2 separate regions of the Homo sapiens genome follow, and region 1 is linked to region 2. A link is an interaction called in ENCODE POLR2A ChIA-PET data of the cell type or tissue named here. Cell type or tissue: OCI-LY7. All regions are shown on one strand. Each heading gives the region's core, and the rest is flanking DNA. Links, peaks and the distances in the headings are about the cores only.

Region 1 (6,409 bases), core at 991-4,990, 550 kb before region 2:
AACTTTTGAATTTTTCAATAAATGGTACTGAAATTATTGGTTATTCGTATTGGAAAAATAAAAGAATTAGACGCCGATCTTACAGTCCAGTAGAAATCAATCTCAACTAAATTAAATCTTTAAATGTGAAAGAAAAACCTCTACTTTTAGAATAAGATATTTAGGTTGGTGCAAAAGTAATTGTGGTTTTTGCCTTTTTTTAATCAAATGGCAAAAACTTTTGCACTAACCTAATAAAAGAAAATACATTTATGGAACTGGGATAGAAAGAGATTTGTTTAGAAAGAATAATTTCTCAAAGCACAAAGATTAATGAAGAAAAAGATTAATAAATTTTACTATATTAAGAACTTATGTTGATTAAATGATCCCCCAAAGACACAATAACAGAAACTACAAACTCAAATAAGACATATGCAACATATAATTAATACTGAATTGCTCTCTTGAATATATAAAGAATTACATATCCATAAGGAAAAGCCAAACAGCCCAATATATTAGTAGAAAATAACATGTACAACAAATTGACTGATAAGGAAAAATATATATTAATAAAATACTAAAATATTTTATTCCAACTTCAGGAAAAAAATAAAAGATAACACCAACTATCAGTAAAGATATAGCAGCAGAAATTTCTCAGCAATGGTAGTGCTGGGGACACCTCCTACATCCCCCCCAAAAAATATATATAGAGAGAGAGACAGAGATATAGATACAGAGATAGATAGATGGATGGATAGATAGAAAGATAGATAGATAGATAGATAGATAGATAGATAATTTCAATGTGTGCAGACACTAAAAATTGTCTATCACACTACAAAGTACATGACTTTTCCCATTGTTATTTGATTAGCAAAGAATCTTGACACTATTTTGAAAATGTCAACAGCCTTTTAATATTTCAACAGTAGATTTTTTTTAAAAAGCGAATTCTTTGACATCATCAATATACACCTAATTGTTAAAAACTAGAAGGTCACTGTTTCCACCCAGTTGGATTTTGAATGCAAACAACGTAATTGCTATGCGATTACCTCTGTTTTGTTTGATTTGTCCATTTTAGCATTTTATATTATTTTTGCAGTATGAGTTCATTAGTGTCTTTCTGTACAAGATTAATGGTGGCTTCTATGGTGAAAGTTAAATCAAATAATATAGACAATTTTTTGTTCTCTCCTTTCTTAGACATTTTATAAACTGGGATTGGTGCAATATAAAAAATTAAAAATTAGTCATATTTTAACTATCAATGCACATTTTCTAGAGGTATTATAATGATACTTATATAACCATTTAATATAGTATATTGTACCACCATGAAGAAATAATGACTTCATAACATATTTGCAAATATTTTTTAAAGATGGTTTCTAAGTAGCAGAAATAAATGTAATAATCTTTGTTTTTCTCAATTTGGTTTATAAACTCCCTGAAGCCAATTTATTAATTCCATTGGATTCCAAGAACCATGCGGTAATACTTCCAAGTCTCTATTGCTGTTTGATCATGTCAAAACTAAAGATTAAATATTGCTATAATTATAACAATCTGAATTATCTTTTCAAGGTTAAAATTTGTTTTAAGCAAGATCATTTGCATAAATATATAATAATAAAATACCCTATACTTATTGAATGTATTGTGCACCAGACAGCATTCTAAACTTTGCATTCATTAACTCGTTTAATGATGACAGAGATATAGCATCCTCGTTTTAGAGATGATGAAGCTAAGGTGCAGAAAAATTATATAATTTAGCTAAGCGATCACAACTTGTAAGTAATAGAGCTGGGATGTGAATGTGAAAAGCCTTGTCCCAGAATCCAGATTCTGAGGTACCATGTACATTTATCTCTAATTAAGAGTTTCCATAAGTAAATATAAAAGAGTCTTTATGTAAAAAACATACTTGCATTTTAAAAGCTTGTATTGCACTGCAAGGATCTAGATTTAGTAATATTAAGTACTGACATCTGCTACTGTGCAAAAAGTAAGACAAGTTTGTGTGGTCAGACTTGGTGGGAATGCAGGCAGATTTGCGTACTCGTGTGTGTGTGTCCACACACATCCATCCATGTGCCAGTGCACAATAATAGACTGAGTGGAATTAAGCTTGCCCCTGAAAATGAAAAGCAAAAGTCACCTCAGTCAGGTAAAAATGATGCAGAGAGTAGTCACAATCAAAAAGATCAATTCACAATAATAGGCTTGTTCAAACAGTCTGAACTAGGCAACTGAGAATCTGACAGCCAGAATTATGCAGTGATTCAAGGTGCTGGGCAAGAAACAGGACCCTTGAAATGGGATTCAGGACTCAGCACAAGATGGCTGTTGCTAAGGAACCAGGAAAGAAAACTGCAAAGACAAGAAAAAGACACAGGAATGTAGAGCAAGTAAACAGTACCAGAAATAGGGTACAAGGTGGGGACAATCTCTTTGAACTTGGCAGAGGTAAAAAGAAGGTGTGCGATTCAATGCTCAATTATCAATGATGAACTAGAGCATTTTCAATTGCATTTTCAACTTTTTCATAAGTCTGCTGGCTAGGTGAAATAAATTTAAATACACAGATAAATAGTCATCAAAATTATTAATATAAATGTTATGCATCATTTCCTGGGCAGAACAATGTGTGAATCACTTAATCTTCTGACTACCAAGCAACTTCTCAACTTCTCAAAACAACTTTTTCTGTAGGTTATTATTTACCAGAGATAACATAGGTAATAAGAAAATTGTGATTTGGGTCCAGAAATATAGTTTCTCTCATAATGAAAATGAAAGAGAAAGATTTCTGGATAAGGGCACTTTCTTACTAGAGAATAGACTTCCACTGAGGATACTCATTGTATGAGGCAGGAATAGTGTTAGATGTTTTCTGTATTGTATCTAATTTAATTCTAACAATAGCCCTATGGCATAAATATGGGTATACCTTTCCCTCGATTACTCAATGAAACTTGTTTTTCAGGGAATTAATATAATATTGACATACTGTCAACAACACACAAGTATCACCTATCAAGTAGTGTTATCAACACAAAGATGGAACCATAAGAAAGCTGTAGGTCTTCAGAGTTGATTTACCAGAATACTGAACATTTGAATTCAGTTCCCTTTGGCATCTGTTTTTTCTTTGAACAACCTGACTAGTGGTAACAAACAAACTTCAAATTTGAGCATTTTTTTTTACTGTCTCTTCTATAAGAGGTAACTGATAGCTACCTCTAAGTTCTCATATAATTACACTTTCTAAGCAATATTAACCTATAGTTATAACTAAAACAGTAATATCAAAACTAATTTTCTGAAACAATATACAAGATGGAAAAGGTGGTATTTGAGTTGTGTGAAGATTTTTCTAGAATAATGGAAAGAAAAGGGTATTGCTGGCAAAGGAACTGTCACATGTATGTTCAAAGCTGTCTTGAAAAGAGCTATCAGATTTGACAATTTTGATCATTGATAAATTAGACTAATCAGAGGGAGAGGTAAATGACAATAGCTGGAGGAAGTAGGGATTCCATACTGATATCCATTAAGAAATGAAGAAAAGAGAAGGCCCAGGTGATTTAAAGTTAAAATAGCAAAGACTTAGTTTCAGATCACAAAAGAGCATATCTATAGGTAAAACTAGTGAAATCACTGAGAAAGTACTTCACCAATTAATTTGAAATGATATTTGAGAAGAAGTAGAACAAAGATCTGGTAAGTGTTCTGGCTCAGAAATGAGACAGAGGAACAGAGGAGAGCAGGCTTTGCCATGCGATAGCTTTATGAGCCTGGGCAATTGTTTTTTCTCTCTAAATCTCAGTTTCTTCATTAATAAAGTTGAAATGCCAATACTAGCTTTATCGTGATACTGTGAAAATTAGACGGCAAAATGTAGATAAAGTGCTTAAAAAAAACGCCAGGTATGTTTGTGGGAACAATGTTTGGAGCTGAGGGAACAAAGGGGAATAAGACTGCCTCTGCCCTCAAAGAACTCACAGTGCAGAGAAATAGAAGTTAAATACAACAGAGTAAGTGCAAAGTTAGAGACACATATAGGGCATCACGTGAACACAAAAGCAGGGCATCAAACTCGGCATGTTTTACTTAGAAAAGAGGCCCAGGAGGAAATAAGCCTTGAGTTAAGTCTTAAAATATAAGAAGTCATCAATGAAGCAAAAATAAAAGGCATTCCACAGAGAAAAGCCAGCACAGAGAAAGAAATAGAGTTGCGGGGGGGGACGGGGAAAGGCTAAATAACAGTTTCTCAATGCTGGTGTATTAGATGTGTGGCTCAGAGTAGCCAGAAAAAGGCCTGGAGAGAGAGGCCTGGAGAGAGAGGCTGATTTCAGGGGCTTGTGCCTGCCATATGGAGGAGCCAGGGCTTTATCAAGCAGCCAATGGGAAATTCTTGGGTGATATTAAAATCTGACGCGACCAGACTTCTAGTTCAGAAAGATTGTGCTGGAAAAAGTGTGGGAAATGAATTTGAGCGGGATAAGAAAGGAAGTAGGAAAATAAATTACACATGTTTGGGTTTTGATGGTTATAGTATATTTATATGTTCACTAACTTGGTGTTTGGATAGTGCTTTATAAATTTAGAACTGAATCATATTAACTCATTTTGAAATGCATTCTAAACAAGCTTACTGAAACCAAAACTTCAGATTAAAAACAAACAAACGAAGATGGTTTCAGAAGCACCTTCTTGTTAAGCCAAGACCTTAGTAAGAGCAATATCAATAGCATCTGTTAAGCATGAAGGACATATTTCCTGTTAGGCGGTGAGCCGATAAATAGAAATAAATTAATGCACATAGAGAAGGCTGTTCCTGCTTTCAAGCACAACTCATTTCATTGTCCAAATCTCTGGCATTCCAGGTAGTTGTGCCAAGTTCCAACACTTCTCACTAGAAAAATCATTACTGCTACTTTACAGAAGAGCAGACCGAAACAAACATGTAAGCCACCTGCATAAATTCCTAAAACAATTTTGTGACAAGCTGAACCAAAATTGCTATCTCTTGAGTGAGTCCAGGGTTGATACTTTACTAAGAATGTTCAAATGTTGACTTTCAAGTTCTTTTTTCTCAGACTCTGAACAATGGAGTGAGAAGTGGAGCCTTCAAACTTTCTTCTCATGGATGCTATTAATATTTGTTGTGATATTCTTATTTATAATGCTTCACTATTTTCTCAAATCACCTTGAATAATGTACTTAGTGTAGCAGTTGTGCTCCTACCTGAGACCTAGCTGAGACTGAGCTTGACATAATCAAGCTATTAAGGCATTTGCCTCATTTCTCCATTAAATAGTAAAGAAAAATTGAGAGACAACATTGTAGGTAGAGAACTCACTTTTCATAAAGGACACTAGCAGCATTGACAGTGATATAGTCCATCCTCCCTCCATTGAATTCTGAACAGTACATAATGATAAGAAGGCCAAGGATAAAGGACATGAGGTAGCCTACTCCTGAGTTCATGTGAAGTACCCATTTGTGACACCGCAGAGCTACTGTGATCAAATTTTGGAGATACAAAGGCCCTGCAATAGTTTCAGTGCTGTTTACTTTGTGTATTTTGTAAATGCAACTTTATTTGTATGAGCATCAGATTGTTACTACATCAGGAATAAATAGTTAACAATGTGGATTGCACTGGACTAGCTTAGGAGCAATCCATGAATTCTCAATTGCCTGGTACACTCATAGATCCTTTTTAAAAATGATCACAGGAAAAAATACCATTAAGAAAGTGAAAAGAAAATACAGAAACTGAGAGACAAGTTTGGCATGCCATGTATCTGATAAGGGCTTGCATTTAGAATATATAAATATATAAAAAGCTCATATAACTTAATAATAATAATTTTAAAAATATGTGTCCTCTTTTATACCTGATCCTCAAGCTTAGGCATTTCTTACAAATCAATCTTTGTCCCCATCATACTATGTAATGAACACACCAAGGATTATATGGTGGTTTCAAATACAGTCCTGTTTTAGTCCATTTTGTGATGCTATAACAGAATAACACAGACTGGGTAATTTTTAAAGAACAGAAAGTTATTTCCTCACAGTTATGGAGGATGGGAAGTTCAAGATCCAGAGTCTGGCATCTGGCAAGGGCCTTCTTTCTACATCACCCCATAAAAGAAGGTGGGAGGCAGAAGGGCAAAGATAGGGCAAGAGTGAGAGCAAGGGCTGAACCCACCCTTTTACAATGAAGCCACTCCCATGATAATGCCGTTAATCCATTCATGAGAGCTGATCCTTCAGGGTCTAATCATCTCTTTATGGTCCCACTTCTTCATACTGAAGAGGCAATTAAATTTGGTAATAAAATTTCAACATGAAGTTTGGAGGGGACACTCAGACCATAGCAAGTCCCAATGCCATGGGACC
Region 2 (6,409 bases), core at 1,373-5,372:
CTCCTCCTCCTCCAGAGTTTATTTTAGATGTTTTTCTTCATTGCATCTTCAAGAATAGATGGTCTATTTGTGCTCATTAGCAAACTTCTGATTGCTTAGCAATTCCCTTAGGCTGAGGAAAGATTAGCCTTTTTTTTTCCCCCTTCGGCAAACTTAAAGTTATGCATCTTGCCTATCTGCCGTCTTTATAGTATTCTGGGTAGAAGAAAGGAAAAAAGATGGCAGGAGAAAGGTGGATCCCAAAATAAAAGCAATTAACCACCGAGACAAGTTATTTTCCTTCAGATATCATCCTGGAACACAAAAGCTCCTGGTGGCATTCCTGGTATCAAAATTCTCAGCATGCCTCTGACCTTACAGAAGCCCAGTGGAGCCAAAGTTTACAAACCAATCCAAGAGAATCTTAAACACAAGGTGAAGAACGCAACACAATACAGTTTTTGAATCCCCAGATAATCTGGTTTCTATTTTCCTAAGTTAATGAGTTCCACGTGGGGCCCAATTTTCATCTTATCCAAAGCAGTTCTGCTGTTTCTTCAAGGCCACACTTCCAGGCAAGTGGACAGAGGGGCTGATTCATCTGCTCCACATGCCCGTATGCCTCATGCTAGTTTTATTATAGAAAGACAATACACCTACGTAAAGGGAAAACTATGAATTGATATAAGGTATTTTTTTCTAATACCATTCTCCTCATTTATTTTGTTCTCAGTGCTATACATTCATTTGGGACATTTTGGTTTAAAGAAAATTATTCTGAAAAAATATTTTATATGACTATCATAAAATATAGTAAAGCACTGAAAAAAGCTCTAGTTTCTCCTGCCTGGGTAAGAGCTGAGACACAGATATCAGCACATAAAACTAGGTAACATCTCTTCCCATAAGAAATTGAGTGTTTTGTTCTGTTTTTATATATGCTGCTTTACATAGAGTAGAAAGTGAGGTGCCATGAAAAGGCAAGATGTGTTGGAGCAAGATTGAGAGTTCTGCAAGAGATGAGCCAAAAAAGGAGAAGGGATCTGGGGAAATGAATGACTCTGACATCACAAACCAGAGTTAGCAACGTGGCCAGAGGCACACAGTGGCAGCTGGAACTGGAGCCTGTCCTTACCCAACTCTACTCACAGCTGGTGTGCACTCAGGTACATAAGAAAGATTTGAAACAGGAAGAGTTATCCTACCAAGTGCAAACACTTCAGGAATGCAAGCAACCCTGTGGAGGGACCCCATGACACAGAAGACATCAGTGTTTATCTCACTTCAAAAAAACTGCTGAGTATTCCTGGCACCAAAACAGTTGAGAGCAAAAGTGACTGGGGTAAAACACAGGGTTTTTTTGTTTTTGTTGGTTTTTTGTTGTTGTTTTGTAAAGAAAGAAGAGGTTACAGAGAAATATTAGATATGGATGGGGCCAGATAATACGTGATAAAATTGGCAGACTAATTCATGAGGTTCATGTAAGACTTCTTACATCTAAAGAAACATCCTAGAGACACCTAACTTATCTTTTACTACGTGAGTTGCCAGGCCACAAGAAGCCACATATGGACCTGAAGGAAAAAACTGCACATCACAGAGGGATTCTAAACTTAACACTGGATGTGTAATTGGGATGGATTTCAGGTTTTCTCTTTGGGGAAAGGGGTAAATGTGTTCTGTGTATACAAAGAAGGGCACATGATAGATACTTGGTGGCCAAAGAATAGGACTGTAGTAGGGACAGACTAGCTGTCTACCAAAGATTCAGGCTCCCCTTCCAAGGTCCAGAGCCATCGCTGTGAAGTGACTTCCACACCAAGGACTACATTTCCCAACTCTCCAATATTGGTCCTGTAAGTGAATAGGAGGCAATGTGTTCTAGGCAGGAGCTAGGTACAGCACTTCTACACCTGGTTCAAAAAAACTTCTAGTATAATTCTTCCCCATCTGCCATCTGGAAGTCATGTATGGAAGAAGTGATTTTATCAGCCCATGTCTGTGAATACTCCATGAAAGAAAATTGCCACCCTCTCTCCACCACCACCAAGAGAATTTTTGTAAGAAATAAATTTCACCTACATTAAGACACTGAGATTTCAGAGTTCATCCATCTATTAAGCAGCTAATATGAGCATAAAAACATTTCATAAAACTGAATTTTGGAATTACCCAGTAATCCAAAAAGTGAACAGAGGATACAGTTTATTCAATTTCAATAAATACGATAGCACATTAAATTATAAGTGATTATAGTTTTAATACACAGAAATATCGAATATAAAAGTCACATAGGAATTCTATGCCCAGCATTATAGCAAGATATTCTCTAACCTAATCATATCTTTTAAGATGCAGGATTTAAAAATATCTTTTAAAATTCATCTAACCTAGCAAGAAAGTGGGGAAACTCTGAAAGGCAAAAAGTGACAAGAAAAGAGCGAATCCAGAGAGAGACCAAGTATTGAAATCACCAGTGGATTTCCAAAAAGCATTTGCAGATCACTTGGTTTTTACTGATAAACATGAGATTGAGAAAACAAAGCTTAAGGATCCCAGAAGATGAGATGTCAAATTACAATCCTCCAAAAAGTTGGCACTCAAAAGAGATGACAAGTCAGACAAAGAGTGAACTACATAAATAAAAGCACCTATGAAGGAAGACAGTGAGGAAAACTGCCTGACTAGGCCTAGGCCATGGGTGGAGAGAAAAAAATGTCTTGCCTGAGAATTGCTAACAATAAAGCAAACTTCATAACAGATGCGAGATCAGACTTTACATTATTTTTACAGCCTGAAAAACCTCGAGTAGAAAATAATTTAAGGTAGTCCAAATTGTAGTGCTCTCAGATGCTAGACAGAGGCAAACAAATGCTCTCTGTAGAAATGACCTCAACCTCAGACCCCAAAGAATTCCCACAGATAAAAGTCTCAACAAGCATAAGCTCACAATTGAAACACAAATCACAACTGGAAACAAGCCTGTGTGACTGAGACTTAAACAAATCAGTTCCACAAAAACTGCAGGTGTTTAAATTATCAATGTAAAATATGAATAATTAATGTTAAAAAAGAACAGATATCATATCTTATTTCAGGCTACTATAATAAATTACCATAGACTTAGAGGCTTAAACAAATATTTTTCACAGTTCTAGAGTTCAAGAATAGGGTACCAACATGGTCAAGGTTTTGGTGAAAGCTGTCTTCCTGGTTACAAAATCTCATGGCCTTCCTTGGTGTATGCATGCAGAGAGATCTTCTGTCTCCTCCTCTTTTCCTAAGAGCCCTGTGAGAGCTCTACCCTCATGACCTCATCTAATCCTAATCACCTCCCACAGGCCCCACCTTCAAATACCATCACATTCTTGATTAGGGTTTCAACACATGAATTTGGGGGGACAGACACTCAGTCTACAGCAGTTAGTAAAAGAATATAATGGCAGAATAAGCAAGTACCAAAACTATGAACCAGCAGATATGCAAAACAGTTAAGTAGAAAGGAAGAGTATAATATTAAAGTGAGAAATTCAAAGGAAGAGTTAAATAAGTTATTTGATATGGCAGAAAAGAAAGTAAGTTCAAAGATAGAGAGCTAAAGATTGAATGCAGAATGAAACACAAAGAGACAGATGGAAAATATGACATCTGAGATGTTGTGAAACATGAAGTTCGGAGTGAGAAGGTATAATAAAGATCTACTAACGATGTGGTGGTGCCTCCTGTAGTCCCAGCTACTTGAGAAGCTGAGGCAGGAGAATTGCTTGAGCCTGGGAAGTCAAGGCTGCAGTGAGCTGTGACCATGCCACTGCACTCTAGCTTGGGTGACAGAGCGAAACCCTGTCTCACGCACAACAAAAAAACTACTAAGATTTTCAAAAGATCCTACAAAGAATGGAACAGAAGCTCTAACAGACGAAATATTGATGGGGAGCTGACAAAAGACACCCATCCAAAGACTTAGGTATCCCAGAACATCTTAAGCCAGGTTAATAGAAAGAAATCCACACCTAGACTCATAGTAAACCAAAAACAATTTTAAAAGATCTTTAAAGCAACTAGAAAAGTAGAACAATGAAACTGAAAGCTGACTCTTCAAAAACTGAAAGCTGGAAACAGCTGAACGAAGTCTTCAAGGTGCTAAACATATATACATAATTCTTAATCTCCGAAAGATTTTCAACAAGGATGCCAGGACCATTCAATGGAGAAAGGACAGTTTCTTCAACAAATGGTGTTGAGAAAACTGAATATCCACAGGCAAAAGAATGTAGTTGGACCCTTACCTTACATCACATTCAAAATTTAACTCAAAGTAGATCAAAGACCTAAAAGATCTGAACTGTAAAGCATACAAGGAAAAATAGGGGAAAATCTTCATGACATTGGATTTGGCAAGGATTTCTTGGATATAACAACAAAAGCATAGGCAACAAAAGTAAAAGCTTCTGTGCAAAGGGCACAATCCACAGAGTGAAAATGCAGCCTACAGAATGGGAGAAAATATTTGCAAATCATGTATCTGATAAGAGGTTAATATCCAGAATATAAAAAAAAATGCCTTTAACAAGAAAACAGCCCAAGCTTTTAAAACAGACAAATCCTTTGAATAAACATTTCTCCAAAGATGATATATAAATGACCACGTATATGCAAAGGGACCCAACATTACTAATCATTAGGAAAACGCAAATCAAAACCCCAATGGATATCACCTCACGCCCATTAGGAATTCTACTATCAGAAAAAAAAAAAAAAATGGAAGTTAAATGTTGGTAAGGACAGGAAAAAATTACCAAGGATGGGAAAAATAGTGTTGGTGGGAATGTAAAATTGTACCGCCACTATAAAAGATAACCCTCAAAAAAAATAAAATAAAATAGAATTGCCGTATGATCCAGGAATTCTACATCTGGGTCTCTATTCAAAAGAAAGCAAGATCTCAAAGACTTACTTGCCCACCTATGTTTGTAGCAGCACTATTCACAATAGCCAAGTGGTGGAAATAACGTAGGTGTTGACCAGCAGATAATGGATAAACATAATGTGGTATATACATACTGATATGGTTTGACTGTGTCCCCACTGAAATCTCTTCTTGAATTCCCCACGTGTTGTGGGAGGGACCCAGTGGGAGGTAACTGAATCATGGGAACAGATCTTTCCTATGCTGTTCTCATGATAATGAATAAGTCTTATGAGATCTGATGGTTTTATAAGGGGGAGTTTCCCCACACAAGCTCGCTCTCTCTCTGCCTGCTGCCATCCACGTAAAATGTAACTTGCTCCTCCTTGCCTTCCACCATGATTGTGAGGCCCCCCGAGCCACGAGGAACTGTAAGTCCATTAAAACTCATTCTCTTGTAAATTAGCCGATCTCAGGTATGTGCTTATCAGCAGTGTGAAAACAGACTAATACACATACAATGGAATATTATTTAGACTTAAGAAGGAAAGAAATTCTGACCACATCCTACAATACAGATAAATCTTGGACACACTATGCTAAGTGAAATAATCCAGTCACAAAAGACAAGTGTAAGAGTCTTCCCTTATCGTCAGGGGATACATTCCAAGATCCCTGTGGATGCCTGAAACCAAGGGTATTAATGATGCCTATATATATGATGTTTCTTCCTGTACATACATACCTACAATAAAGTTTAATTTATAAATTAGGCACAGTAAGAGATTAATAACTAATAATAAAATAGTACAATTATAACAATATGCCAGCATCACTGCTCTTGTACTTTGGGGCCATTATTAAGTAAAATAAGGGTTACTTGAAAACAAACGCTGCAATACCTGGACAGGTGATCTGATCACTGAGATGGCTACTAGGTGCCTACCAGTCAGGTAGCATATGCGGAAGGGCTATGCTGGACAAAGGAATGATTCACATCCTGGGCTGAATGGGACAAGATTTCATCACACTACAAAGAATGTCACCCAATTTAAAACTTACAAATTGTTTATTTCTGGAAATTTTTATTTAATATTTTCAAACCACAGTTGACAGCAGGTAACAAACTGCAAAAAGTGGAACCACAAGTAAGGGGAGTCTACTGTACTGTATTATTCCTCTTACATGAGGTATCTAGAGTAGTCAGATTCATGGAACCTATTCACAGAAACAGAAAGTAGAACGGTGGTTGTCAGAGCCTTGGGGGAGGGGGAAAGGGGGAGTTGTTTAATGAATCAAAAGTTTCACTTCTGCAAGATGAAAACATTCTGGAGATCAGTCACACAACAATTTGAATATACTTAAAACTGCTAAAAACGACTGGGAGGTAAAAATGATAACAATTGAACTTAGAAAAAGTTAAGACGACAAACTTCATTTTTTCCATTTTTTTCTACAACAAACATTTTTAATACAATTAAATACAGTCAATCACGTGTTGCTGAGGTGATTTTGTCATTGTGC

The links. ChIA-PET counts read pairs that join two places held together with the same protein. Peaks named below come from ENCODE experiments on the same cell type or tissue, not always from the same donor. Only the 100,000 strongest peaks of a DNase experiment are listed, where the experiment ranks them.
Region 1: POLR2A ChIA-PET joins it to region 2 with 5 read pairs; 2 of 35 experiments call an interaction of 5 or more read pairs at or near these places.

Annotation. Positions count from the first base shown.
Region 1 is chr1:194,083,258-194,089,666 of GRCh38, reverse strand. All of the region lies in intron 5 of LOC124904475 (a long non-coding RNA gene), which reads right to left. Among named protein-coding and RNA genes, the nearest start is that of LINC01031, 780 kb to the right of the region's middle. In OCI-LY7, for the core only: no CTCF peak of the experiment used is centred there; no DNase peak of the experiment used is centred there.
Region 2 is chr1:193,537,599-193,544,007 of GRCh38, reverse strand. All of the region lies in intron 3 of LOC124904475 (a long non-coding RNA gene), which reads right to left. Among named protein-coding and RNA genes, the nearest start is that of LINC01031, 240 kb to the right of the region's middle. RefSeq lists enhancers at 3,624-3,693, 3,944-4,153. In OCI-LY7, for the core only: no CTCF peak of the experiment used is centred there; a DNase peak (open chromatin) is centred at 3,787; H3K4me3 peaks cover 1,240 bases; H3K27ac peaks cover 1,423 bases.